Linked DNA regions of Mus musculus: regions 2 and 3 are each linked to region 1. A link is a loop called in an ENCODE intact Hi-C map of the cell type or tissue named here. Cell type or tissue: heart. All regions are shown on one strand.

Region 1 (8,000 bases):
CATAGAGGAACTGAGCCTTCAAATTGTTAATTGAATGGAGAGGGAGCAGAAGGAGGTGCCCAGCATACAGTCTAAGTGTCAGGAGAGCACTGATGTGGAAGACGCTCATCCATCAATAAGGGGTTCCAGAGTTTTAAAGGAAAATGTGCTCCAGTGTTTGGGAAGCCATCCTTTGAATGGCCTACTTTTCTTTGGCCTTTAAATAACAATTTTGAGTAGAATATTATTATTTCTTTCATCTTCTAGTTGGTGACTGATGAGGCTTATTTATATTTTTAGAAACATAAGTCACAGGTAAGACTTACGTAAATATTGCTAGGTGTTGATCGTGTGCAGTAAGTGAAGAGGGGCCTTCAGCTAGGATGGCAACGACAGAAGAGAACCATGTTTGGAGAATGCTTTTTCTGTCTCTGGTCAGATGCTGTCAGGTCAGACTTTCTCAGAACCCACAGACCCACCTGAATGGCGAAGCCCCGGGAAGAAGAAGAGGAAGTGTACAGTCTCCTGGGATGGATCCTGGGTCTGAGAAGACCCCTTTCCTCCTGATGAAGCCTCTTGTTCACACCTTCCCTGTGGTGAGAGAGAATGACTTGGGTTTTTGGTTTTCTATCTAACTTCTCTAATATTGGAAGAATAATTCTGAAACCTTTTGATGTTTTTCATAGGTGGCCAAAACAAACAAACAAACAAAAAAACCAAACAAACCAGATCACTTCGCTTACACACTTAACCGTGTTTAACACAAAGGTCCTTTAAATACTTCTTGTTCAATTCATGGGAGAAAGAAAAATAATCTTTTGATGAGATACATTCTTTTGATGAGACCAGATGGATTTTAAAACTGTCTGAAATACCTTACTACTTCATAACCCAAACAGCGCAAGCTTAGTCATTATCCTAAAATATACACAAGCACACAGTAGGGTCACTTCCAGAGGGCCACTGATGGGGAATAGACCTAAGTCCCAAATAAATAATGTATCAGTTGGTTTAAGTAAGAAGCAGATTCGTGCAAGGATGATAAAGGTTGATTTTTTTTTTTGGCAAAGCATTAACAAGTTCATATTAAATACTTTAGAAATTTTGGAAAACTTTTATTTCTGAATGAAAAATAAAAGCAGTTTATAATTGGCATGTTCGGGCTGGTGAGATGGCTCAGTGGGTAAGAGCACCTGACTGCTCTTCCGAAGGTCCATAGTTCAAATCCCAGCAACCACATGGTGGCTCACAACCATCCATAATGAGATCTGACTCCCTCTTTTGGAGTGTCTGAAGACAGCTACAGTGTACTTACATATAATAAATAAATAAATCTTAAAAACAAACAAACAAACAATAATTAGCATGTTCTATGTGTGTTTTCTATCACTTCCCAACAAATTACCCCAAAACATAAAGGTTCAAAACAGTAGCAAGATTCATTATCTATTTTGGGTGTATGTACATGTTCACCTATGTTGTTTGGGTATGTATGTATGTATGTATGTATGTATGTATATGTATGTATGTGGTTATACACATGGATGTGTGTAGAGGCCAGAGTATCGTTTTTAGGAACATTGTCTTCCTTGTTTTCTGAGGCAGGGTCTTTAATTGGCCTGGAGCTCGCCACATAACTCAGACTGGGTTGGCCAGTGTGCCTCAGTGATTAGCTTGTCTGTGTCTCCCTGCATCACACACATGCTCCGTGGAACCTGGCTTCGTTCACATAGGTTCTGAGGACCACACTCAAGTTCTCAGGCTTACAAGGCAAGCACTTTAGAGACTGAGCTGTCTCTCCAGCCCAAGATTTATTCTTAAATGGCTTTTGAAAGAGGATTAGCCAAGTGATTCTAGCTCAGGGGCTCTCATGAGACTGGGTCAGGATGATCACTGGAACGGCAGTCAGTAGAAGACTTAGTTGGGGCTGGAAGATCTGCTTCCCAAATGGCCCAGTTGCACGGTCAGAAAAATTCTGCAATTCCTGTTTCAGTGGAACTTACCATAAAGCTACACCATACTTGGCAGAGGCCAGAGCAGTTGATGCTGGGGAATGAGCAGAAATAGCAATGTCTTTCATGACCTGCTATAGGAAGCCATACATCTTCACTTGGGCCATGTTTTATTGGTTCCCCAGACCAAGCCCAGTACAAAGTAGGCAAGGATCACATGGCCCATGGCCACCCAGAGGTGGCGATCACTAGGAGCTATCTTGGAAGGCAGCCAATAAAAATTATTACTGTAAAATTTTCACCCAGTCATTCAAAAAAGGAGAATGTTGGCTTAAATACCTCTCTATTCTGGGAAACCACAGTTGAATCCAACGCAATGAGTAGCTTGAGTCTCTGCTTTGCCATGATAAAGCAGAGATTCCTGGGGACTTGGTGCCTTCCCAAGATGCTCTAGCATCTATTGTGGCATTCGCACGAGGCTTCTCAGCTTGTTTGTCTTGAGCAGAGGCTCTCAAACATTTTCCATTATGACAGGTGATGTTTTCTATGTCATGTCATGCTTACTTACATGCTAATCCTCAGGTCATGTCCACATCCTATGCCATTAGCTGTACTTAGATTTCTGTCTGTCTGTCTGTCTGTCTGTCTGTCTGTCTGTCTGTCTGTCTGCTTGCCTGCCTCTGCCTGTCTAGTTCAGGTCTTATGTAGATCAATCTGGCTTCAAACTCAGCCTATGCATCCCAGGATAGTCTTGAACTCCGGATCTTCATTTCTCCACCTCTTGAATGCTAGGATTATAGGTCCATCTCCATACTGAACTTCTTTCGTGTGTGTGTGTGTGTGTGTGTGTGTGTGTGTGTGTGTGTGTGTACACCAGATGTTGACAATCTGTGTCTCCTGGATTGCTTTCCCTATTATTTTTGTCTTTGAGCAATGAGTTTTCATTGAACCTGGAGCTCACCAATTAGGCTAGATGGATCTGCCAGCAAGCTTCAGGCATATCCTCAGTCTGCCTCCATAGTGCAGGGTTTACGGGCACCTCGCTCTGTGCCCAGCTTTTACATGGGCAGTAGGGATAAAGCTTCCTAGTTGTGCACTAAGTGCTTTGCCTTCTTCTCAGGCCTTCTTTCTTCTCTACTGCAAGGTGTTAGAGGAGGAATCAGTTAACAACATAGGGACAAACTCAAGCCAGTCTTAACTGATGTGAATAGGTAAAGCACGTGTATAAATAAGGCATTGTCAGCCCGTGGCCATCAGCCACTACGACTGAGTTCCTTGGCCCTGAGATGGCCAGCATCAGCAAGCACACCCATTTAGAATATCCAAATTTAAAACTTGGCTCGGCACATTTTGTTCTTGTTGCTTCTTGGCAGGTTTGAAGCACACGCCACTCTAACTGTAAGGTAAACTGGGCAAGAGAATCCCTGTAATTCTGCCATTTATACCGGTCTCACTCCCCACAACAAACAGACTGCAAGGTATACTCCAAGCCCAGCAGTAGCGATTGGCTTGCTGCCTCTGGATTTTTCTTTCAGCCCGTCCTGCTTTTATTCTGAAATTTTGTGCTCTCCACCACAGCTTTCTTCATAGCGTGGCTCCTTATACTCCTCAAGTCGCACACTCAAATGAATCTGGGGATAGTTTTGCTGGACTCACCCTCTGAGCCTGAATGAGCAAGCCTGGCGGGACTGTGAAGAGGTAATGCCCTATCTTTCTACTGTCCTTCTCAGTGGGAATCTGTCCCTATTCCTTGTGTAGCCTTGGTGGCTGCAGGTGGATATCACGCTATTCGTTCCACACAAAGGCATCCTTACTACTAGGAGAGACAAGTCCATTGAGCGAGTTAGGATCATTACTGTACCTTCAGTCAAGAACTGTAAGAGTTAATAGTAGTTCCTTCCCGTTCTTTGCTCTTTCTTGTTTGGGACAGAGTCTCACTGTTTAGCCTTGGCTGGTTTGGAGCTTCCTATATGGAAGAGGCTGGCCCCAAACTCACAGAGACCTGCCTCTACCTCAGGAGTAACAGGACTAAAGATGTGTGCCACCACACCCAAATATTCTTTTTTTTTCTTTCCAGTGTGTTCATTGCAGCTTTATTTATCCCCACCCCCCTTGGGTATTTTCTTTATTTACATCTCAAATGTTTTCCCCTTTCCAGGTCTCCCCTCCCAGGGAAACCTTCTATCCCATCCATCCTCCCCCTGCCTCTATGACGGTGCTCCCCCACTCCCCTACTCCCATCCTCCCACCCTGGCATTCCCCTACACTGGGGCATTTAATACCCTCAGGCCCAAGGGCCTCTCCTCCCACTGATGACCAAGAAGGCTGTCTTCTGCCACATATGTGGCCAGTGCCATGGGTTGCTCCATGTGTATTCTTTGGTTGGTGGTCCAGTCCCCAGGAGCTCCAGGGGGTCTAGCCTGTTGACACTATTGTTCCCTCCATGGTTCCCTTCAGTTCCATCTCCATCTCCTGCACTGGGGACCCCTGAGCTCAGTTCAATGGTTGGCTGCTAGCTTCCTCCTCTGTATTTGTCAGGCTCTGTCAGACCTCTCAGGAGACAGCCATATCAGGTTTCTATCAGCAAGCACTTCCTGGCATCCACAATAACATTCGGGTTTGGTGGCTGTATATGGGATGGCTCCCCAGGTGGGGCAGTCTGTGGGTGGCCTTTCCTTCAGTCTTTGCTCCACACTTTGACTCCATATTTCCTCCTGTGAGTATTTTGTTCACCCTTCTAAAAAGCACTGAAGCATCCACACATTGGTCTTCTTTCTTCTTAGGCTTCACATGGTCTGTGAATTGAATCTTGGGTATTCCAAACTTTTGGACTAATATCCATTTATCAGTGAATACATAACATGTTTGTTTCTTTGTGACTGAGTCACCTCACTCAGGATGATATTCTCATGTTCCATCCATTTGCCTGCGAATTTCATGAAGTCATTTGTGTTTTAATAGCTGAGTAGTACTCCATTGTGTAAATGTACCACATTTTCTGTATTCATTCCTCTGTTGAGGGACATCTGGGTTGCTTCCAGCTTCAGGCTATTATAAATAAGGCTGCTATGAACATAGTGGAACATATGTTCTTATTACATGTTGGAGAATCTTCTGGGTATATGCCCAGGAGTGGTTATAGCTGGGTCCTCAGGTAGTACTATGCCCAATTTTCTGAGGAACCGCCAGACTGATTTCCAGAGTGGTTGTACCAGTTTTCAATCCCACCAGCAATGGAGGAGTGGTCCTCTTCCTCCACACCCTCGCCAGCATCTGCTGTCATCTAAGTTTTTGATCTTAGTCATTCTGACTGGTGTGAGGTGGAATCTCAGGGTCGTTTTGATTTGCATTTCCCTGATGACTAAGGATGTTGAACATTTCTTTGGGTGTTTCTGAGCCCTTTAAGTTTCCTCAGTTGAGAATTCTCTGTTTAGCTCTGTTCCCCATTTTTTAATAGGGTTATTTGATTTTCTGGAGTCTACCTTCTTGAGTTCTTTGTATATATTGGATATTAGCCCTCTATCAGAGGTAGGATTGGTAAAGATCTTTTCCCAATCTGTTGGTTGCCATTTTGTCCTATTGACAGTATCCTTTGCCTTGCAGAAGCTTTGCAGTTTCATGAGGTCCCATTTGTTGATTCTTGATCTTAGAGCATAAGCCATTGGTGTTCTGTTCAGGAACTTTTCCCCTGTGCCCATATGCCTGAGGCTCTTCCCCATTTTTCTCTTCTATAAGTTTCAGTGTATCTGGTTTTATGTGAAGGTCCTTGATCCACTTGGACTTGAGCTTTGTACAGGAGATAAGAATGGGTTGATTTGCCTCCTTCTCCATGCTAACTGCAGTTGAGCCAGCACCATTTGTTGAAAATGCTCTCTTTTTTTCCACTGGATGCTTTTAGCTCCTTTGTCAAAGATCAAGTGACCATAGGTGTGTGGGTTCATTTCTGGGTCTTCAATTCAATTCCATTGATAATTATTCTTTTTCTTAATAAATAAGACTATTTAGGTGGCAAACCTTTTACACACACACACACACACACACACACACACACACACACACACACACACAAACCCAAGTGAGTCACTTTGCTTTTTTCCTATTCAATGAGTGGAAAAGCCAGGCTGGAAGCAAACTGCAGGTATCTTAGCTGCTGTCCTGTTGCTGTGAGGAGACAAACACCACAACCAAGACAACGTTTATAAAGAAAGCATTTGAAAGCTTGCTTACTGTTTCAGGGTCTGGGCCCATTATTGTCATGATGGGAAGCAGACAGGAATGGCACTGGAGTGGTAGCTGAGAACTTTTACAACCTTATCCACAGGCAACATGCAGAGTGAGGGATAGGCTGAGTCTCTAGTAGGCTTTCGAAACCTCAAAGCCCACCTCTAGTGACACACCTCCTCCAACAAAGGCACACCTACTTCAGCAAGGCCACACCTCCTAAACAGTCCTTCCCAAACAGTTTACCAATTGCAAGGCTGAGCGTGTACACGTGTGACCGTATAGGGACCATTTTCATTTAAGGAACCACAGCAGGCCACTAAATTATATAAATAGGATTAGAGTTTCAGTGTATGACACGAGGTCTAAGTGGTTTTCAGTATGCTGTAAATGGAACTGGGAAATAGTTTAGAAATTTTTGACCCCAATCTGGAGTTTCTACCCTGCCTTGATCACTCAATTCCCGGATAAAAGACGCATGACTTTTATTAGTATAAGCCTTAATCAGCACTAGAGCTGGGTAGGTAAGTACCCTCTATGCTGTTGGAATCTACTTTCCCATCAATAACCCCGAGTTATCACTTCCTATGTTTCATCTAGGCTGTTCTTAACTCCCATTGGCCAGCCCTCAGGGCCGTGCTTTCTTGACTCCTAACCCATAGCGACTTTCTCTTCCTTCTTACCTTCCTCTCTCCCTCATGCTCCTCTGACCCCCTAGGTCTGGAAACCCTAAAACCCACCTATGTCTCTTTTGCCCCGGTATTGGCGGTCAGCATCTTTATTCACCAGTCAGAAATAACTTGGGGGCAAGGTCACATATGTCTATATGTAGGCTCTCTTGTCTCATATTAGCATTTGAATACAAGCAACATTAGACCAACCCACTACAGGGAAACATCACAGTACAGAGTGGCACAGTTCAAGGACAACTAATGGACAATTTGATTAGAGGGTTTAATGAGAAATCTGTTAAAAATGATCTTTGGAGAGAAACTGAACTTTTGGAAAAGACAATGAGGGATGAGTGTCTAATCTAATGGCCATCTTTACATATTAGAAAACAAATCCAAATTGACAGGTTAAGCTGGACAATGGAAAACTATCGGAATCAGCAGGAATGGGGAGAGAGGTGTAGTTGTAGTTTATTGTATCTGTACTTCCAAGTATAGACAGTAAAAAACTAAAGTTCATAGGATTTTTTATTTTTCAGAGGCTACAATCATACCGCAGGCAGAACATTGGTCTTGACACATTGGCCTCTAACATATCTATATTTTGTAAACTATTACAGTCTGAAATATGCTGTGAGGGCTACTCTAATAAGTGACCTATAAAAACATAATTTCATTTGAGTTGGAGATATTGTGGAGAACATTGTCAGCCACTTCATGAAGTGTGCCTTTTAATAATAGAAACATTTTCCTCCTCTTCCTCTTCCTCTCCCTCCTCCTCCTCCTTCTCTTCTTCCTCTTCTTCTTCTTCTTCTTCTTCTTCTTCTTCTTCTTCTTCTTCTTCTTCTTCTTCTTCTTCTTCTTCTTCTTCTTCCTTTTCTCCTTCTTCTCTCTCCCCCTCACTCTCTCTCCTTTCTTTCTTTCTTTCTTTCTTTCTTTCTTTCTTTCTTTCTTTCTTTCTTTCTTTCTTTCTTTCTTTCTTCCTTCCTTCCTTCCTTCCTTCCTTCCTTTCTTTCTTTCTTTCTTTCTTTCTTTCTTTCTTTCTTTCTTTTTTTTTTGACATGTTCTAGTTCTGTAACTCAAACCTTTGATCTTCAAGGCTTAGCCCCCTGAGTTCTGGGTATATAAATGTACACCAGCACACATCTCTTTGGAGTGATTTGAGATCTCCAATATC
Region 2 (8,000 bases), 98 kb after region 1:
GTGTGTGTGTATGTGTGTGTATAAAATGCTGTATACTTGTTACTATAATTCTGTTGGAAAGACTCTGAAAAGGTCCCACAAATATCTGGAGCCCCCCACTTCTTTCTCCCCTGCCAACCCACACTGCCTGACTGGGATCCTTATTGATTTGCTTCTGGTTTTGTTGTTTTTGTTTTGTTTTGTTTTGTTTTGTTTTGCTTAGTAATTTATTGACAACTGGGTCCTTACCCTCTCAAATGTTTGCATTTTTTAATAGCAAATATCTTCATAAAACTGAAAACATTATTGTTGGAGTAGACCTAAAGATTATCCAATCTGATAATAAATAGAAGTCAAACTATAACATCTTCAAAACAAAATGGTATTTGGGAGTCCAATATACATGTCCATTAAAAAAAAGTCTTGGCTAGCTGGACACAGCAGTGCTCACCTGCAGTGCCTGTGCTTGGGAGGCAGAGGCAGGAAGATCATTTCAGAGCGAGTTTGGGATGCAGAGTGAGATGCTGTCTTAAGTAACAAATCAGATTTGGTTGAAGCAAATTCAGAATATAAGAAGCCTCAACTTTTTCATAGCTAGGGAACACACATGTGTGCACGTGAGCACACACACACACACACACACACACACACACACACACAACTTGAAAACCACTGATCTAGTCCAGAGAAGAGGAAACAATCTCTGCTAAGTGGTAGGAAGGACCTGGTTAAGATCTGTAGTCAGGCCGGTCAGTGGTGGCACACGCCTTTAATCACAGCACTTGGGAGGCAGAGGCAGACAGATTTCTGAGTTCGAGGCCAGCCTGCTCTACAGAGTGAATTCCAGGACAGCCAGGGCTACAAAAACAAAAAAAAAACCAAAACCAAACAAACAAACAAACAAAAAAAACAAAAACCAAACACCAAAATCTATAGTGAGGAAGAGTAGGGCCAAACCAGCTTCCAGGTGGTAGTTGGACCCATTCCAAGATTAGCGGTGGAGTCTATACCCTAGAACACCGACACTACCCCAAACTTGGCCTGGGTGAAACATTGGAGGCTGGAGACGGCTCAGGAATGGAGCCAGTGTTCTGAAATGGCTCCAGAGGTATGCAGGAAGCATCAGCCACTGGGTCAATCTGCACAGAATAGATGAGCCAGCGTGCTCCTGTCCCAGGCACAGCGAGCCTGCGTGCAGTGGCAGGTCAGATCGCCTGCTGAATTTCAGCTCTAAAATGCCTGTTTCAGCAGAGTTGCCTCTAATGGAATGAGACAGCCAAGGTTCAGGGACTCTGGGGCCAGGCAGCTAATAGGCCTGCATTGAGGACAGCTGCCTTCCACTGCCCGCTCCCTTTGAATCCCCCGCACCACCGGTGGTCTCAGCCCACACAGGCCCCGAGCTAGCCAGAGGGTCGGATGGAGGAAAGCCACTCGTCCTGAGCACTTTGTCCCACCACCGTTGGAATTCATGGAGAAGTGGGAGGAGCTGCTGACTCAGAACGGGAAGAGAATGTGTAAAACTGCTCTGCTCCTTCATGGCTTCCGAGTCAAGGGGGTGGGGTAGGAAGCTTCAAGGACAGGTGAGGGCTCAGTGTCTCCTGCCAGCCCCAGTACCTTGGATCCAGGAGCCCGGGCACTTGGCACCAGGCAATTAGACCTAGTGTGTACCTAAGTGCGTCTTTCCCATCCTTCCTAGGTCTACTACACCCCCTGCTTCATTGGCTGAGTTTGAAAGCTATAATTCCTCTGCTCAAAATTTCCCTAATTGCCATCCTCCTAGCCAGGCAGCGGAGTCTTCAAGGCTACCACGCCCGTCTCTCAACATCACCTGCTATACACATCTACCCCGTGGGCACAGTTGCTCCATAGGTTTTGGGGCATCATACCTTCACTTTCAAAGCCTTTACCCATCACTGGTCCACCCATCTCCTACCCATTTGGGGGCAGGTTTTATCCCAAGTGCTGCCACCTTCGGGAAGTCTTCCCTGATCCCACAGCGTGTGCTCTTTCCTTCCTAAACTATCCTCCCCAATTTTACTCGGCAACTCTTTGAGACGGTGCCTGTATCTTCTTACTCTTACTTGTAGAACCTCCACAGCGTTTCAATGAACAAATGGAAAAACCATGGCGAAGCTAATTGTGTTCATATGAGAAACCTAGGAAGCCCTTCATATGAGGAGCTATGGAGATGGCTCAGTGAGTAGGAGCACAGGCTGTACTTGCATGAGGACCCGAGTTCAAATCCCCAGGAAGAAGCTAGGTGTGGCTGCAACCCCAGCCTTGTGTGGAATGGAGACAGGAAGATTGCTGGGGCGTACTTGTCACCAGCTAAGCTCCAGGCTGAGCAAGAGACCCTGTCTCAAGAGAATAACGGTGGAGTAAAGGAATAGGCTACTTGACATCTTCCTCTGGCATCTGCATATGAATAGGCATACACACCCAAAGAGTTCAGACATGTATAGCCCTTCATCCTTACACAGAATAAAGACAGGAAGACCCCCTTGGGTTGTCACATGGACTTTCAGTATTGGAGAGCAGTGATCGTGTTCTCCATAGATGGTCACAATGCACCTATCACTCTTCTATGGTCGCTGCAACCTGCATCTGCAGAGCTAGCACCTGGGTGGGAGGAAGGGGGCTGGTGGCATCTTCTTGAAATGGTGGCCTTTACTCCTAGGATCTTTCTTGGTCGCCTGAGGATTTGGGGACAAGGTCACGATCAATTTGGCAATGGTTTTCTAGCTGTGGCTTGTGACCCCCTTGGGAGGGATCAAACAACCCTTTCACAGGGGTCACATAGCAGATATCCTGTATGTCAGATACGTACATATGACTCATGATAGTAGCAAAATTACAGTTATGAAGTACAGTAATGTTTTGATTGGGGGTCACCACAACGTGAGGAACTGTACTAAAGGGTCCCAGCGTTAGGAGGGTTGAGAGCCATTTTTCTTTGGGCTCATCTGATATAAGGGCTTCTATTTTATGGATCCAAGTGTTCACTTATATCCTCTTAGGGTACTTAGGAAAAGTTGTTGCCTGGAACGTACACTGTCACGATTCATGCCATGCTGTGGTTCTTTGCCTGCAAAGGTATATGGGTATCATTGATGAAATGACAGAAAGCCCCAGTAAGAGCCGTCCTCAGACCCGCCATACGAGAAGCACCAGGCACCAGCCTGGGCACCATTTTCTCTTGAAGTTCCTAGGTGTAGAACCTCTGTATACTACAGAGAAGCAGGATAAAATACCGGGTGTGCGCTCCAGATAGGCTGGCTTAACCTAATGTAAAAGGAGGGAAAAGAGGGAAAAGAATTCTTCCATTCTTCTCTTATGTTTTTATCCATTATACAAATTAATAAAATATTTATAGCCTTTAGCCCAGAGCCTCTGTCTGTCTCCCATGCTCAATAAATATTTGCTAAGTGAATCGAAAAGCTAGTGGTTTTTTTTTTTAAAGGAACCTATTGTGGTGCTATTGTAGGTTATGTTTTTAACTAATTGTTCTTCCTATGCCAACATTTCCAGAATAAGGGAGAAATCCTACCTCTGATTCTGTTTGCACTTACGGTTACATGGTTAGACAACATAATTCGGAAGTCAGGGATTCCGTGGACCCTGTATTAGCACTCAGATATTATCCTGGTGGCTCTAGTGGATACACATGTGCAGATCCACATCAACTCCCTTTCTTTCAAGTTGCCTATACTATTGTGCGTGTGCATGCGTGTGTGTGTGTATGTGTGTGTCTGTTTGTCTGTCTCTTTCTCTGTGGGTATGTATGTGTGTGTGTGCTTATGCCTATGGAGGCCATGGAACGACTTCAGTTGTTCTTCAGGTCTCACTTGCATCTGTCTGTCTGTCGGTCCTTACTTTCACCACTCCTCCTCCTCCTCCTCCTCCTCCTCCTCCTCCCCTTCATTTGAGGCTGGTCTTTCACTGGCCTGGAATCTGCTGCTTTAGCTAGGCCTGCCATCCTGAGAGTCCCAGGGATCCACTCCACTTCCCAAGCACTGGGGTTCTGAGCATTCGCCACCACATTTTGGTCTTTTTTTTTTTAATGGATTCTAGTGATTTTACTCAGGTTCTCCCGCTTGCGCAGGAAGCACTTGACTGACTGAGCCATCTCGCAAGCCCTCACCCCCTTATACGGGTTCCTAATCGTACATATTCTGACTCCTCAAGAAGACCAAATGTCTTTGAGGACCAAGAGACAGACCTTCTAGGTTTTGCAGCTCTCTTTGCCCAGCCAAGCCCACTGTGCACCCTCAGGCAGGGGCACTGAGCTTGAGTGCGCCTGTTTCCGACTGGATGACTGCTTTCTCTGATAACTACAAAGCACTGAGCTTCAGCCTCTCAGACACTTCCTCAAGGGCACCAGGATAAGTGGGGAGGAAATGTTCACTTTTGACAAGGGATGGGGACCAGGAAGGTCAAGCTGACCTACATATTCAGACAATCATTCGCACCAGCGCAGTGCCATGGTGGTCAGGGCTTACTGGGCATTGCAGAGGATCTAGTATCTGGCTGTACAGATTTTGTATTTTCATGGAAAGATCGTCTGTTAGTTACCACCAAGTTCAAAACCAAGCTTGAGTGTTCTGCCCATTTGCTGCTTGTACTGGCTGGTTTTGTGTCAGCTTGATATAAGCTGGAGTTATCACAGAGAAAGGAGCCTCCCTTAAGGAAATGCCTCCATGAGATCCAGCTGTAAGGCATTTTCTCAATTAATGATCAAAAGGGGAGGGCACCTTGTGAGTGGTGCCATCCCTGGGCTGGTAGTCCTGGGTTCTATAAGAAAGCAAGCTGAACAAGCCAGGGGAAGCAAGCCAGTTAGTAACATCCTTCCATGGCTTCTACATCAGCTCCTGCTTCCTGACCTGCTTGAGTTCCAGCCCAGACTTCCTTTGGTGACCAACAGCAATATGGAAATGTAAGCTGAATAAACTCTTGCCTCCCCAACTTGCTTCTTGGTCATGATGTTTGTGCAGGAATAGAAACCCCGACTAAGACACTGCTGCTCAATGATTTGAACACAGGGGCTAGCGTCTTCAGTGTGCGCATAGAGATGAGCCATTCACCTGTCCTTCTCTTCCAGTTCACCAGGAAGCCCTAGATGTGCATTTTCATTTGCCTTTGTGTCTCAGTGCCCTGGAGAATGTCCAGTGATTGACAGGTGAATGGATTTGTGTGTGTGTGTGTGTGTGTGTGTGTGTGTGTGTTAGGGAAAGGACTTGTCTCTTAGAGTCTGCTCATCTTGCCCGAAGGCCATAGCTCCTCCTGGTGCACTGCTGAAGCTGCAGTCAGTAGTTGATAAAAAATTTAAAATCACACAGCTGACATCGTCCTAAGTGTGCGGCACAGAGCTTAGCTCAAGTAAAACACATGAATAAAAGAAAGAAACCCAAACAGCTTAATAGAGTGTTGTGATGCTTGGGTTTATGTTTGAGCTTCTAGAAACGATTTCTTTCACCTTGTGTTCTTGTCCCATGACCTCACATTCATGTCATAGATGAGCAGTTTGGGGAACCCTGCACTTGGAAGTTCCTTCTTGCAATGGAGCTCATCTCACATGCACGCGCCTTGCAGGAGGCCTAAGGATTGGGCTTACCCTGCCTATCTGTGTCTTTTTATTCTTTGCTTTTGTCTGTTTCTCTTGCAGCTAAATGTGGTCAACAGTGTCAGCAGCTCTGAGGACATCAAGCCCTTACCAGGTCTGCCTGGGATTGGAAATATGAACTACCCATCCACCAGCCCTGGGTCTCTGGTGAAACACATCTGTGCCATCTGTGGGGACAGATCCTCAGGTATGGGCCCCATGAGATAGAATCACGGAGGAGGGTTTCTTCCCCTGCTCCATGTGTGCACTGTACCCAGTGAAATGAAAAGACCCTTTATAGTGGTCCAGTTGGAGGCTTAGCTTATAGGTTTCTATTACGGGGTTCAGAGCCTGCAGTCTTGATGATTCTAAAATGCATTTCTTTCTTCTTCTTTTTTTTTATCTTGAAGGATTAGGCTCCCTGGAAATGTTCCAGACTGCTCTCTGGAGTAACACAATTGTGTCCGTGTCTGGGATTGAGAAGCTGTGATGTGAAATATTCCATGCTAGCTGTTCTTTAATTTTTAAAAAAGTTACTTCTCATAATCATAAAGTGTCCCAAATAAATAATTATAAAACCAATAAAAAATTGGAAGACTCATAAAAGTACAAAGAGAAAGTAAAAAAAAAATTTCCATAGTATCCCTATGAAAGAGAAACTCTTTAATATTTGAGCATATTTCATTTTATTCTTTCACACCCTGCTAGATTTTTTTTAAGCATGCTTTTATGGGCAAAACATGTTTTCATTGGCTTATCCTCTTCCATTTTGCTAAATTTGCTTTTTTCCTAATTGTTTTTCCTTTCTCTCCATTCTTCCTATTTCATCTTCTTACTCCATCAGCTTATTTTTTAACACATTTGGGTCTCTGCTTTGAAAAATGAGAAGGACAAGTGTGTTGGTGCCTGCTTGTAAAACCGGTACTTATTGGTGAGGCAGGGGGATCATGAGTTCGAGTGAGCCTCCTTTACATAGTGAGACCCTGTGTCCCAATAAATTAAAAGAGTGAGAAGACAGAGCGTGCTCTTTCTGTCTCAGACCATGAAGACTGACTGGCTGTTTCTCCAGCCTCTCACTGATGCTTCTCCATCAGGCTGTGACACTGAGAGCTACAGATGCCCCAGACTTACTCAGCGTTGTGGCCAGCATTTGCTTGCTTTTACAATTCTAATCATGCAGAAATGACTGTCGCCATGACAGAATGTCAGTCACAGCCTGACAAAGCATTTTCTTTGAGTTATTTTAGTTGAAGGTGGTAGGTAAAGACATGGGATGACTGTCACACTACGGTCAGACTAGGGTCCTGCTTCTCAAAGTTAAATATTTCAGATCCAAAAGTATTAGGTTATCTGGGGCCAAGATGCAAGCCCATATTTATCATTGCTGGGAATTCAGAAAATTAGCATAGCCAACTAATTGGGCACAGGCAGGTTAATTCGTCAGGCTGGCTGTCTCTAGCCACCGCTTCATCTTAGGGTGGCCTCCACTGACAGACAGGTAAGCTCTGGGGTGCAGGGCACTACATTTGCAGGTTCTCGGGGATTTCAAATGGATTTTAGCACCGACATAAATAAAACAGAAATAAAAACTGGGTCTGTGGCTACATGGAACTGTCTATTCTAAAGTCAGACCTAAATGTGTTTTGAATGATCTTCAATACAGTTTCAGGGTCTGTGACTTCGGCCACATGACCATAGCATGCGGAAGAGTTCCTTAGAGCAAGCCCTGTTACTGACTCATAGCGCTTGTGTGGAGACAGGTGTGGCAGGCAGCTCTCTTGACTCAAAATTAGCCGTTCTTACCGGGGACAACTAGAGACGCTAGAGACTGTGAAACATACAACTAGTTATTCTAGATGAAGCAAAATCACTATCAGAATGTATTACCAACTCAAGATTGAGGATAATGTTATGCTGTAAAGATTTTATAGATTTTTTTTTTCATCAACAGTCGGTAACTCCGGATTCTGTTCAGAGTTTCTGGTACAAGATGATAAGTTTTAGTGGGGGTTTCAAGACCTTGGGCTTCAATTTTGTGAAATGTCAGTTAAACCAAGGTTCTTTTCCTGCTGGATAATATATGGCAGTTAAGCATCTTTCTATTTATCATGTACACTAAAATATGGACCTGAGGTGGGATATTTCTTTAACAAAATCTAAGAGTTGCTTTGATAAAATAAATGTCAATAAAATCTGAGGCCAGGAATTTTCTAATGATGCTGTCTGGAGTTGGAGACACAGAGAAAGACATACAGAAAAGCAATTTACTCTTACTTTGGATTCTGTGACCCAGCTCTTTGGAATTCCTTATTTGTTCTTAGGGGCTATGACCAGTTCCTTAGGGGGTGTGTGGTCATGGGCTTCTTTGCGGTGTAAAAATTCTGAATAAATACAGGAGCAGTCTATGGGTTGTTCTCTCGTA
Region 3 (8,000 bases), 58 kb before region 1:
CCAAGCCACTTTTCCAGCCCCTCACTTCTCGTTTCATAAGGAACATAGAGATCAACATTCACCACCATACTGCCTGCCCTTAATACTGCAATACAGGGACCACACTCGTGCTGAAGGGTAGTACCTTCTTACCTCAAAGGAACCTACGTGCAAACTGGATTCCCCTTTACAATAAGGCTACTCTTCTAGTGTCATTGATCTCTTCCTATATCCTGAACTGTGGCTATCTGGGGAGAGAAATGTGAGTCCCGTTCTAGAACATGTCAAGTTCACCATTTTGACAGCAAATGTGATATAAGTAAGAGAGTTTGTAGAGTTCAGCAAGAATGTTCATGTATAAGCCAAGGTATGTCTACCCTGTAGAATAATTACAGGAGAGTCGATTGAAATAGTGCTTATTTTGCATTAAATTTAGCTAAAGGTGAGAGGCATATAATACATTTTTATTGTGTGTTCAGTTTGGTGTATGTTTTCGTGGATACCTGTTATGTAGATGTAATTTATAGGCAGGTATGTATATATGTATATGGCTCTACCCACCTTTGTGCTTGTTTGTTCATGTGATTTTTATGTGTTTGCATGCATGCATGCTTGTGTGTGTGTGTGTGTGAAAGGGAGGAAGAGGAAGAGGAGAAAGGTAAGGAGAAGGGAGAGAATGAATATGAGATTGAATGAGATCCGAAGAGGTCCAGCACTAGAGTAGAATTCTCCTTTTGGAGTTTGGATAGACTATGAGAAATCTGGGTAGGTAATAGAGTATTGCAATTAAATTTTGATAGTGCCTGTGTAATCAAAGTAAACAATCTTTTATGAGTTCTAAGGAGTAGACAGATAAGAAATAAAACTACTTTAGTTACATTTAACTAACCTGATACAAGATGATAGTTTTATGATTTTCAGATTTAAAAGATAATACAGTCTCATAAAGACCTTGCTATAGTGTGGGGCTAAAATGTTTCCCGAAGGTCTGTGGAAAAACGTTAACGTTCTATTAACTCCATGTAGCTATTAGTCGGTTGAGGAACCTTTAAGAGGAGGGACTAGGAACGTGTGCAGCTGGCTACATGTCCTTGAAGGGGATGTTGGGACCACATTCCCTTCAGCAGCATCTTCTGCTATGGGTCCTCATTGCTTTGCTTTAGGTCTAGAAGCAGATCATGGAATCTTCAAAACTCCGAGCCCAAATGACTGGATTTTCTCAGTTTTTTTGCCAACTGGCCCTAAACTGCATAGCTCAGACCTCAATTTGAAACTGATTTTTTAAATGTGTATTAGTGGTGTGATTTTGGCCCAGCCAGCCTATGGAGACCTGTGAGGATAAATCACAGAGATTTATCTGGCCGTGACCTATCCTTGTCCTCTGAGATACCAGCAGTGACTAGGAACAGTGGGATCGCACTTCTGGAAGTGGCCTCTGAGGCTCTTCTAACCCTCTGGACAACAGGGACAAGCAGCAGGGCCCAATCAGTAGTTGTGGGTCCCACTGGCCAGTGGAGGAAAGCTGTGACTCCTTTATCTATGAGGGGTTTCTGAGCTTGACAAGACAGTTATGCCTTCTGCTGTCTTTGAAAACATGCAGTGAAAAAGACCTGCCTTATAATCTTGTTCAATTATGGGTAGAATTGAAAGAGTCAAGCAGTCCAAAGGAGTCAGCCTGAAAATTCTGAGAAGACACAACTGTAAAAGCAGAAATTTGATTAAGGAAAATTGCAGGAAAGCTTGGTGAACTGCATGGTAGGCTTAGAAGCCAGGGTAGAAGGTAAATTGCCATAGTCAGGTAGGGGAGAAGGTTGCCCTGGCAACCTGGTGGCCATTGCTCAAGAATGATGTGTGTGGATCATAGAAGACCAGCACAAGTTGGGTCTGTCTGCATTCTGTGGTGGAGATGGGGGAGGGGCTCATAAGGTCTTCCCCTTCCTGAGGTGGAGATGGGGGAGGGGCTCATAAGGTTTTCCCCTTCCTGAGGAGCTTCTGGCAGTCAGTGGCTGCTGAGGAAGGGGAAGCCATTTTCTTCAGTGATGGAGCCAATGCTAAGTTGCCCATGTTTCTATAAATAACACCTTGCCTATGCTCAATTAAACTCATTGATCTCTCTCTCTCTCTACACACACACACACACACACACACACACACACACACACACACACCATGAAAGAAGAGAAATGAGTAGGAAAGGAGTGGGATAAGAGACATAATGGGGAGTGAATGTAACATATTATAGGAAGCAACAAATGCTAATTAAAACACATCTGAGCAATAAAAATGTGTAATGTGTGTATGTCTGTGGGGATGGGCAGGAAAAGGTGATATCTTTGCACCAGATACGATGTGAGCTGGCAGGAATAATCACATTTAGGAACTACATTCAATGCAGGGCAGTTGACTCTCTGGGAGAGAACTCTGTAGAACCATCTTAGAGAAGATGGGAAGGAAGCTACTTAGGGCCACCGCTCCTGTCTTCAGTCTTAGTGCTACTGAGATCTCTGACAAAGTTATGGTTCCTTTTTTGTTATTCTAACAACTTAGGATGAGATTTTTGGCAGATGCCCAGGGCACAAAAGTTAAGGAGGCACTTACTCTGAGGGCTTATTCTCAGTGCCTCCTTAAATCTGGTCTGGAAATCCTGGCTTGCTTCACTCCAGTGGGCTTCCTGCCTGGAAGGCCTTTTAGGACACGATCACCCCGGAGCTCTGGAGGAATGATGACTCTCCGTTCTGCAGGCCCGTTCTTGGCTAGGAATCGCCATGTCCCAGGGACAGTACCAGTGGCCCCAGGCTTTCTGTAAGGGGTCTCATTTCTCTGAAGCTCTGACTTACCTGGGGTTGAAGGAGACAACAGAGTCCCTGGGATGGGGATGTGACACACTGGGGTACTAAAGGAACCACTGCAGAGAGGGTTGCCTCAGTGGCAGCACCTAGCTTGGAACTCTCCCCAGGTAAGTCTATAACACCGGACTCTCCCAGCTTGGCACTTTCCTGTGAGCTCAGCATTTTGAAACAAGTCTATCAAAGGCTTTCCTTCTGTCCTCTGTCTTTTGCTGTCCCCGAGGCTCCTGTGCACCCCACCCCTGCCACACCCGTGGAACATTCCCTGAGCCCTGTTGGATTCTCCCTCACCTGTGAAGGACTGAATTTATTTTAGACCCTGGAAAAATTCAGTCACGGCATTAATCAGATTAACACAGTTTACCCAGGGGAGCCCAGTGCCCTTGAATTACTTTGTAACTTTACAATTACAGTACACATTTTGTATCATTTACATACACATTTTGTTGGCTACAATTCTGCAAATTATGTAATATGTACCGGTTTTATGGAATGGAAAACAGGTGCAGAGAAATGAGATTTTTCTAAAGGCACAGGAGTGGTAGGTGACATGTTTGAGTTCTGAATTCTCATTCTAGAACTATTGCTATTAAGCATTATTGCCTCTCCAGTCAACCCAAGGAGGGGGCCGGGCCAAACAGTGACGGTACTTTTTAACCATCTCACACAGCTTTCCCTCCATCCCGATCATCTTTTGACTACCCCTCTCAGAAACCAGTCCCTCCCATGGCATGGCACCCACTGCCAATCAACCCCTTACCTGGGTGGTCCATATGGGACACTAATAAGTGGATGGTGAAGTCCAGGAAGGAGCAGTTGCATATCCAGGGGTTCCCACTTAGGTACAGAGTCTGGAGCACCACCAGGTGGTGGAAGCCATTATGGTCGATGATGTGCAATCCGGTGTTTCTGAGGTCCAGGTACCTCAAAGACGTGGTGTTGGCAAAGACGTATTTGTCAAGATACAACAGGTGAGGGTTGTGTGAAATGTTCAGCCGCACCAGGTTGGTGAGCACTGAGAAGCTGAAAGGGGAGATGGAAGTTAGGTTGTTGGAGCTGAGGTCAAGGTAGATGAGTCTGAAGATCCCGATGAAGGTATAATCCATCACCTCTCGAATCCGGTTGTTCTGACAGTCCAAGTAAACGAGGTCACTGAGGAATCCCAGCTGCAAAGCTGGTAAACTAGTGATTTTGTTATTGTTCAGGTATAGTCTCCGGGTGTTCAGAGGAATATCAGCTGGGTATTCCGTTAGGTGCAAATCTATGCAGGCTACTTCTTGGTCTTGACACACACACTTGTTTGGACACTTGGACCCTGATACCAACCCCATTCCAAGAGAAAAGAGTAACAACTTGGAGCTAGGGCCTGAAGCAAGGGACATAGTAAGAAGCCAAGGTTCCCCTCCTTCTACCTTCCTGAGGGCGGGTACAAGCTGTCCTTCTGATCTGAAGGCTGCCGAGGGGTGGGGCAGGGCAGGGGATGGGTGCTGGAAAAAACTGTAACACTCTAGCTTTGTGCAAAGCAATTTTCCATTACAGGAGAACTGAACAGAAGTTGAAACACGAGGCCCAGTGCCCTGCTGCCGGCTTGGTGGCTCTGCTACTTGCTCAGTCCGAGTGCTGTTGGAAGCTCGCCCACTTGGCAGCTCTGAAAGGTCTCACCCTTTCCCTGCCTTTGTAAGTGAAGGGGAGCCAGGGGAGAACCGCATGACAATGAGGTTGCCAGTTGACACTTTTGTGATGTCAGCAGCCTCGGGAGACTCTGAGGCAGAGGGAGAGAGGTTTCTCACCTCTCCTTCTGGGTGGTCAGGGGTGTTTTGTGTATGTAGGTAAGCTTGCTCTCTGGAGGAGTCAGGCATGCAGGTGTGGGGGGAACACACATGAGGGCCCTGTGTGCAGGTGTGTGCCAGGGCATTCTTGGAGTGTTCATATCAGCTCCACACGGAGGTGTCAGAGAGGATTTGGCCAGATATAAGCCCTTAGTCCATTCCTAGTGGGAACCTGGGATGTCTCCAGCCCTATCATCCTTTCTGGTGATCAGCTTTTAGAGCAGACCGTTTCCTGGTTTCTAAATTTTGAGGGATGTCAGTTGTTTTTAGAAGATAGGAAAGGGGTTTGCCTCTTTTGTAATAAATCCTCTGATAAGGTGAGACTCTTAAGATTTTATTTCTAGGTTTTATACATCCTTGTCTACATTTGGATTGTGTGTGTATGTGTGTGTGTGTGCACACATGCATGTACACATTCTTATTTTAAAAAGACTTTTTTGAACAGTAAGTTATTCCCCTTAAAACAAAGCCCAAACGCAGAATAAAAACCTGTGAGTGTGATAATATGAATCATTTCTTATGACTTGTGTTTTTCAAGGAGTTTAAACACAGCGAGTACAGGTCTAGTGTTTCTACTGTGAGTTTCTGCTCATTAAGTGCTTGACAGATGAAAGGAGTCTCTAGAGGAATGGGGTCTGGGGTGTATAACTCTCTCTGTGGGGGAAGGCATGAGGTCAGAAATGAAGATGAAGCACCTCAGGAGTTAAAATGGGTTATTTATGGAAAGCAGTACCTTATTCTTTAAAAACCTTCACATATAATGTAGGTGGGAATATTAATAGCTCAATGAAACTTGTATTTAGCTTAGCATAGCGCCTGGCACTAGGCATTTAATAAATACTTATTGAATGAATGATGCGTGAATGTCTCTGATGGCTTGCTTCCTTTTCTTGCTTCTCTGCCAAGAGAGAAATGAATAAAGTCGAGTGGATTCATGGCTAGTTAGCTAATGCTTGGTTATGTTTCCTGACTCAGCATTTCTCGGGTGACTGGCTGGGAATTAACGTGATGACTTAGGGATGTTTACTAAATTGAAAGTGACCTTCTTCAGGCAGAAATCTCAAACACTTAATGTAATGACTTAAATGATAGTTTTCCCAATTGAAGCAAGATTTAATTGATAGGGAAGCCAACCTTTCTTTATAATTAAAAAAAAAAATCAGTTAAAAAAAACATAAACAAGTCCCTCCCTCGATCTTAGAACATTGCATCTGAGATAAATTTAGAGCATCTAGTAGAGTCTTCACTGTATCATAGATTAGTCTTCACAGTGGCCGTACTCTCTGGGAGTGCAGCAGCGTGTGATGCTCAGGTTGGGCATCCTAGGACACTCTGGGAGATGTTCCCAGGAGTGATGGTCCCTGACTGACCTCCAGAGCTTTCAGAATGCTCCTACTGTGTCTCTCTACTCTTTGTTTGATGAATGTTTTAATTACAGTGTGTGTATGTGTGCATGAGTATGTGCACGTGTGTGTGTGTGTGTGTGTGTGTGTGTGTGTGTGTGTGTGTGTGGGTGTATGCGTGTGTGTATTTGGGCACGTGTGTGTTTGTGGGGAATGTGTGCATGGACATGACTGTACATGGACGTCAGAGGGTAAGTCTCAGGAGCTCTCTTCCACCGTGTGGGCCCCAGGGACTGAACTCGGGCCATCAGGCTTGGTAACAAGTGGCTTTACCTCGTAAGCCACACCACCAGCTCTTCCACCTTTCTTTTACACCATTCTCCCTCTTAGAGTCTTCTTTCCCTCAGAGGACCATGACTCCAGGTTTCTGCATTTCACTTTCCAGCATTCTTGACTCCAGGACAGGAGCATCAGACCTGGCCTTACCTGTTTGACCATACTATGACAAGCACGCTCCCCTTCAAAAGCCTTAGATAAATAAGCCACGCTAAAGGTGACTGAGTGGCACTAACCAGCTACACCTAACTCCCTGGAATGGCCAACCTCAGGCATCCCCTTTGTTTGAGGTAGCTAAACAGTTTCTAATCCTGAAGCCTCAGGACTCATGGATGCATAGCTGCCTTGCTTCTGGTGCTAAGGGAAGTTGACTTGGGTGTATTTTTATTTGCCTAGGAAGAAAGCAATGAGAAATCTAGATGCCAGTGTATTAAATGTGTGAATGGGGCCAACCGAGGACTTACGTGGAGTTAGCAATCAGTGGTACACAGGCCAATACTTGTTTTTTTTTTTTCCTAGCTGTTGAACATGGGTTCATAGTTAAAGAAGGTAACATTTTGATGACTTTGGTATAAGAGCCACTCAGGGTATCCCATTCACCCCAGATGTTGATCCAGTCCAGCTCTTCTTAAACAGAGTCCTCACCGAGAGAGTGGCTGTGGGCCAAGGGCCAACGGAAGCAATGAAAACAGATAAGGTTAGTGTGGAAAAGAGAAAGAAGTTCCAAAGCATGCTGAGAGAACTGGGGCCCACAGGCCAAATCCGAGTGTATGCAGCTGTCTATATACACCTTGGGTCTGACTTTGGTAGAAGCTGGTATCTTTTCACTCAAAGATGCCTAATCCTTAAGAGTAAAGGCTGGAGGAACTCACTCCAATTCCTTATGTTCCCCAGGAATGCCTTTGATTTTAGGATTCCTCCATATTGTGCATTTCTGCAGCATTCATTATCCAGGAGTGCCCAAGAGGAAGCCTCAGAACTGCATACAAGGTTTAGCAGAGGGATTAGATCCCACTTCCAGCTCAGAACAGATAGATCTATGTACCGTGGCTGGTATTATTCCATGTTCTTAGGACTAAAAGTAAGGCTGTGACCTACGGCTGATATCAAGGAGAGATCATGGCTTGGTTTTCCAGATGCCTTGTAGATTTCAGTGCAGATGCCTGTGTAGTGTAACTTGGGGGTAAGATTTTATTGATCTGGATGGTGATGGTGGCACACCTTCAACCCCAGAACTAGGGAGACAGAGGCAGGCACATCTCTAACTGAGGGCTTGGTCCACAGAACAAGTTTCAAGACATCCAGGGAACCTTATGGCCACAGAAGGAAGCAATGGTGCCCGTTCAAGCACTAAATAAAATCTACTGTCTGTCTGTCTGTCTGTCTGTCTGTCTGTTTTCTGAGATGGGGTTTCTTTCTATAGCCCTGGATGTCTTGAAACTTGTTCTGTGGACCAGGATGGACATTGCCTTTCTAGAGTTGTTAAAAGGACAGTAACTGCCAGTGTCAGGTATGTGATCTCCTAGCCACCCAATGAGCCCTGTAGTGAAGGGATAGACTCCAAGGAGTACCAGTGTCCAGTGTTACATAACAGACAAGTTACAAGAGCCAGAGAGGTCCAGGCACAAGCCTTAACTACCAATCACGCCACCCACAAGTGCCTGGAA

What was found. Peaks named below come from ENCODE experiments on the same cell type or tissue, not always from the same donor. Only the 100,000 strongest peaks of a DNase experiment are listed, where the experiment ranks them.
Region 2: it touches region 1 in a loop (2.4-fold over the local background); 2 of 42 quality-filtered maps call a loop at or near these places.
Region 3: a loop joins it to region 1, with 2.1 times the contacts of the local background. A loop is called at or near these places in 2 of 42 quality-filtered maps.

The regions. Positions count from the first base shown.
Region 1 is chr1:167,520,838-167,528,837 of GRCm38, forward strand. No RefSeq gene overlaps it. Among named protein-coding and RNA genes, the nearest start is that of Lrrc52, 58 kb to the left of the region's middle. In heart, no CTCF peak of the experiment used is centred here; a DNase peak (open chromatin) is centred at 3,264.
Region 2 is chr1:167,619,287-167,627,286 of GRCm38, forward strand. It overlaps Rxrg (retinoid X receptor gamma), which reads left to right. Exons shown (of 10, transcript NM_009107.3): 3 at 5,642-5,786. Among named protein-coding and RNA genes, the nearest start is that of Rxrg, 25 kb to the left of the region's middle. In heart, no CTCF peak of the experiment used is centred here; no DNase peak of the experiment used is centred here; H3K27me3 peaks cover 1,052 bases.
Region 3 is chr1:167,462,508-167,470,507 of GRCm38, forward strand. It overlaps Lrrc52 (leucine rich repeat containing 52), which reads right to left and starts at 4,273. Exons shown (of 2, transcript NM_001013382.3): 1 at 3,586-4,273. The coding sequence starts at 4,207. In heart, a CTCF peak has its summit at 3,694; a DNase peak (open chromatin) is centred at 4,474; H3K27me3 peaks cover 692 bases.